2 separate regions of the Mus musculus genome follow, and region 1 is linked to region 2. Evidence: chromatin loops called from intact Hi-C (ENCODE). Cell type or tissue: gastrocnemius. All regions are shown on one strand. Links, peaks and the distances in the headings refer to the core of each region. The heading gives the core; the rest is flanking DNA. Region 1 has its middle 46 kb from the start of E330032C10Rik. Region 2 has its middle 8.1 kb from the start of Gm30256.

The links. Peaks named below come from ENCODE experiments on the same cell type or tissue, not always from the same donor. Only the 100,000 strongest peaks of a DNase experiment are listed, where the experiment ranks them.
Region 1: a loop joins it to region 2, with 4 times the contacts of the local background. A loop is called at or near these places in 32 of 42 quality-filtered maps.

What each region holds. Positions count from the first base shown.
Region 1 is chr17:73,295,727-73,298,531 of GRCm38, forward strand. No RefSeq gene overlaps it. Among named protein-coding and RNA genes, the nearest start is that of E330032C10Rik, 46 kb to the left of the region's middle. In gastrocnemius, for the core only: a CTCF peak has its summit at 1,390 (motif pointing left); DNase peaks (open chromatin) are centred at 1,361 and 2,029.
Region 2 is chr17:72,861,826-72,864,630 of GRCm38, forward strand. No RefSeq gene overlaps it. Among named protein-coding and RNA genes, the nearest start is that of Gm30256, 8.1 kb to the right of the region's middle. In gastrocnemius, for the core only: no CTCF peak of the experiment used is centred there; DNase peaks (open chromatin) are centred at 1,403 and 1,616.

The sequences.
Region 1 (2,805 bases), core at 28-2,527, 430 kb after region 2:
GCAGGGCTAGTCGGAGCCCCATTAATCTGTGGGTTACAAAATAGACTCCAACTGCCCAGCTTGCAAAGCCATCTGACTAGCTCCTTGTCTCTCTTTGTCTTAAAATCCCAGACCAGCTGCAGAGGCTGGTGGGGATGCAGGTGGTCCAGGCTCAGTGGCTGCCTCTCTAGTCCTGTCCCCTCACATCTCCCAAGGCATTGTGCTCCAAGCCCAGTGGTAGCTGCACTTTGATTATCTCTTCTATTCAAGGACCATATTGCAACTGCTGGTTTGGTCTAACAGGACCCCTGTATATTCAAATCAGTGATGGGCATAGAACATCCAGAAACTGCCTAGAAATTGCCCATGCCACTGTGTCTTTCAGCTTTTCAGGAGCTTGGTCCTTCAAGGTTCCACACTTCCCAAGGTGGAAAGGTAAGAGGTTGGTGGCAGTCCTCAAGGGATGCAAACAGTTGTGGATGCTTCAGGTTAGACACAGAGTTTTTAGTGGTGTGTTGCTGTGAAGAGACACCATGTCCAAAGCAACTCTTATCTAGGAAACACTGAATTGGGACTTGCTTACAGTTTCAGAGGGTTTGTCCATTTTCATTGTGGCAAGAAGCATGGTGGCCTGCAGGCAGACATGGTGCTAGAAAAGTACCCGAGACTTCTAAAGCCAGATCCCAAGGCCGCAAGAAGAGACACTGGTCCTGGCTTGAAACCTCAAAGTCTACGTTCAGTAGCACACTTCCTCCAATAAGGCACATGTTTGTACACGTGGCTGGCTCAGAGATTGCCCAGGAATATTTAGGATGAAGGGATTAGAGGTTGAGTTTCAAATGCTGTGGCTAAAGGGTTCAGTAAAAGAGGATGGTCAGCAGAGGGTTGGAGGGAATTTCCCACAATCCACTTTGGCTTTTGGCAAAGATTGCTTTGAGAATGGAAGAGATTCTCTTGGGGATTCAGGGGTTCAGCTTTCCTATGGTTCCTGCACCAAGCATCTCACAGGTGAGTGTCTTGAATGATGGGACATTTCCAGGAGCCTGGTCTCTAAGCTGTTCCATTCTGTCCTTCTGTCTTATTCTCCTCATTGGTGAAGGAGGATACTACATTCACAGAGAAGACCAGCATGGTGGGGGAAAAGTAGCCTGGCAGGCATCCTTGAAGACTGGACTTGCTTGGTTTCTGGTTCTCCCGGTCAGCAGCTCCTTCCATCAGTGACCCTTTTCATTCTTCATAAAGCCAAAGCACTTGAACTTCTGTTTGTGAGAAGTGCTTCCTATACCCCCAGCACAGTAAGAACCCAGCCAGCGGCCTTGTGGTTACTGTTGCTCTGGCTCCATCAGCATCTGCATCCTGGGAAGCAACAGCCTGACAAGAGATGCTCTGTTTCCGTGGCCCATGCTGCCATCTGGAGGTCATGGAGAAGGAAATATAAATAACCGAAGATGAAGAAAATTAAAGATATTGATCACACTCCTAGGTGTAGCATAATTATCTAGGCACAGACCTGAAACTTGCCATGATTCACCCCACCTAATGATTAGATTCAGAACCTCACTAGATAAAGCCACATCACCTCTGTCACTTGGTCTTTATGACCCAGCCAGATGGAGAGTTACCTCCTCCTCTCCTGAGATTAAGCACGACAAAATCCAGGATTGTTCAATGCCTTCCTAGGACCACACGGCCAATAAAAGACAGAGCTAGAGCTACGCTTCGAACCAAAGTTCACCGCTTAGCTGTAGTGAGAAGTTTGGGTTGTTTTAAATGACAGTTATGTTGTGGGGATATGTTTTTGTTTTAATCTCAGGTGTGGGATGTGGGGCTGCTTCAGTTTGTCCACAGCAGTTAATTAGGATTGTCTCATGCTGTGTGTGTGTGTGTGTGTGTTAGCTGCAGAGAGTTTAATTATGGGGATTCTGGAGTGGGTATAACGGGAGGGCACTAACAGGGCCTGAGGCAGCTTCTGCCCCCTTTGCCCCTTGATGGTCCGGCTGCTGCTGCCTCCCCCTCCCCTGATGGTCCCGCTGCCCCTTCCCCCTGCTGGTCCCGCTGCCACCCCCTGGTCCGGCTGTTGCTCCCTTTCTGGCTCCCCCCCACCCCCCGCCCCGCGCTGGTCCCGCTGCTGCTGTGCCCCACCCCCCGCAGGTCCCGCTGCTCCTCACCCCCCCCCCACGCTGGTCCCGTTGCTCCCCCCCCCCCGCACCCCCGCCCCCCCCGCCCCCCACCCCAGCTGCTGCTCATTCCTCCTGTTGCATTTGCTGGATTGCTGGCTTCCTGGATATTCTGCCGATGAAGATTGGATTTGTCTCTAGGAACCTGATGCCCCTAATCAGCAGGAGGTAGTCTAAAGAGCTCTATGTCCCCTTTCCTTTCTAACCTTCGTTCTCTCCGTCCTAGTGTTGGGGGTTGGAAGGGATTAGGGTGGAATAGGGGTTCCAGGCATAAGAAGCCAATAACATAGCTAAACCAAAAAGCCAACACTTGTCCCTCTATGTTATGGCTCCCCTGAAGAATCTCTGGATCCCTCTACAACAGTGATTCCCAACCAGTGGGTCACTACCCCTGTGAGTGACCCTTTCACAGGGTTGGTCACCTAAGACCAGGGAAAACATGATATTTACATCATGCTTCATAGTAGCAAAATTACAATTGTGAATTGGCATCAAAAATAATGTTATGACTGGTGGTCACCACGACCTAACTGTATTAAAGGGTCTCAGCTCTAGGAAGGCTGAGAACCTCTGCTCTACAGGATCTGGGCTAAGGGCATCTCCCAGGAAAGACAGGTGAGGCCAGAGAGGAAGACATGAGCAAAACTAA
Region 2 (2,805 bases), core at 19-2,518:
GCCACCTGAACAGTTAACAGCAGAGCCTTTTCAGGTTGCAGCAAACAAAGACCAGCTTCTATTTGATTTGCTGCAGGGCAATAGGATCTTCAGGAGCCTTCAAAAATGGTCCATCATCCTCTGAGCATAGAAAACAATGACCTGGTAACCCAATAATATTGTCTTTCTCCCAGAAGTGGAAGGAATTAGTCTCTCTGTGCCAATAGCAAGTTTTCTTTTCTCTCCCACTTGAGGACTTTTCTGCCGTTGTCACTTATGCTGAAGTTACCTTGGGAAACAGAGGACTGGTAGTAAATCCATTTTTCACAACACCTGAGTCTACATCCACAGTTACCCTGTCCTTTCTTGATCTGGCTATATAATCATGTTGTGCCTTAGCCTCTCTACCTGTAAAATGGGGCCGATAGAACCTACCTCCTCAGCTTGTATGATTGAAGGAGTTGGGGCATGTAGAATGTTCAGAAGAGCATGTGACACACAGCAAACACTAATTGCTGATGGCTGTCTTTAGCTTCTGTGTCTTTCTGTGGTCTCCCATAGAGTCTGGGCCATCTTTAAGATAGACACATCTAAGCTAGTTTTCCCCTATTTCATTTGCAGAGAAGTGGCCACCTTTGTAGCAGTTTCACAAGGTATAAAACAGGGCAACTTCTATGTGAAGAGCCCCAGGAGTGGGTCTTCATCTGAGGAGGGTTGTGTTCTCGCAGATGCCAGTCCTTGTTTCCTTCATACCCAGAAAGTCGACCGTTTTCAGCCCCTAAAAGGAAGTCAAAATAGAACCACACGTCTGTCCAGGAAGGCACGAGTCCGTGGCTGAGCATAACAGAGAAAAATACATTTTAGCTACAGTGTCATAAGTGGGCATTTTGGACATTTGTCCTTCACTTTGTTGTCAACCTCCCCCTCCCCGATTTCCTAAGAGCCCCACTAATGCTGATGACTCATAAAGAGCCTGTGAGTCTCAGGTTGGGGTGCAGTCACCTCTAAGGGGGCGTGGTTAGCTTGGTAAGAAACAGCTTCTTCATTTTCCTTGGAGGGAAGATATTTAAGTGTGTACCTCCAAGGTTCAGTGCTCATCTAGTAACAATAATCATTACCTTAATGTTCCTCAATAGGGGATTAGTTAAATAGATTAGGGTCCATTTATAGTACATGATGCAGCCATTAAATTAAACAAGGTAGAACAACACTGTATTTCCTTAATCCTTACAGCACTCGAAATCTCTACCATGTTGGGGGGGGGGGTGTTGTGGGCTTTACAATGCGGGTGTGTACTGTCAAGGATTTGGGAGCTCAGAAGTTACTGTCCGATACTTCCTGAGCTCAAGTCATATGCCTGGATGTGAGCCAAAGTTGCATTTTAATCCTGGCTTGGAAGAGGAGAGAGATGACCCAGCAGGCACTTGTTTCCTGGAACACCATTGGAAAGCCGAGGGGACATTGCAGAGATGGAGGCTGCAACTACAATGATCATTTCTGGGGGACAGCGTGGCTAAGAACTGAGTGTTCTAAGCAGAGAGCAAGTATGAGTCACTCGACTGAGGAAGCCTCTAAGATCCCTTGTAAACTCTGTGTCAGCTGGTCAGCATGGTTCAAAACCATTACCAGCTGCCATCTGGTGGACTTGGCTGTCACTGTGGTTCGGAACACCTGGGAAGCCCGAGGAGGCTGAGGAAGGATTAACAGGGGTGCCACGACGGGAGCAGACAAAGTTTGGGAAGGGCAAGGTTACGTGCTGTAGAAGTGGCACACGGTTTAGCTGGTACCAGAAGAGACATGCCATCATCCGAGGGGACATTTTCATAGTCCCACCCAAGAGAGAGCTAGTACGTAGTCTCTGGGCTGCGGGAGAGAAGAGTCACTATGAAAAGGGTCACCCTTAACACTGATGCAAGTATATGGCAGGGTATGCAGACAGCATGGAGATTGGTAGGTTGGACTTATAGCCTCACGACAGGGACCCACGAACCAGGCTGGGGTGGCTCTGCCTGTCTGTCCTCACCAAGCTCATGCTGTGAAGGTATCTTGGCTTATTTCTGCAAAATAACCCAAGTCGAGTACGTTATAGACAACGGGACTCATTGCTCACCGTTCCAGAGGTCAAGATGTCTGAGACGAGGAGCAGGCATGGCTGTGTTCTGCTGAGGGCTTTCCTCTGGGTTGTAGATGACTGTTTTCTGCATCCACACATGGGAGATGAGTAAAGGAGTCCCCTTGGTCCTCCATCAGTCCAGTTAACAGGGATCAAGTCGCTCAAGGCTGTCACCTTGAGTGCTGGGATCTCAGCATGTGAGCAGGGAAGACACAGGCATCCAGACTGTGGCAAATGGTATGCTGCCTTTCTTGCCACCCTCACTGTTGCTCTGAGCTATAGCTTCCTGGGAATGACAGGGACCAAGGAAGAAAGAGTCAATTTTACCTAGCAGGACCTAGGACTAACAAATGAAGCTCTGACATGTGTTCAGATGTGCCTCAAGTTGGAGCCAAGGCAAACACGGCTCCCCAGTTAGAAGCAGACTCCAATATTCAATACCTGGGTAGGAATAGATAAGCAGGCTCAGGTTCATTGAATATGAATCTCAATTTGCTTTCTCTTTAGCAGAGTACCCAATGAGAATTATAATCTAACAATTTTACCTTCTTGTACCTGAGCATGTGCGTGAGGGACAACCCTAAAATTGAGGGGATTACAAATACCTCACAACAAATTACCCTGATACTTACCAGCACAGAACAATAATGGTTTATGGTGTCCATGGCTCAGAAATTCGGGGCATGGCACAGAAAGGAAGGCTCGTTCCCACT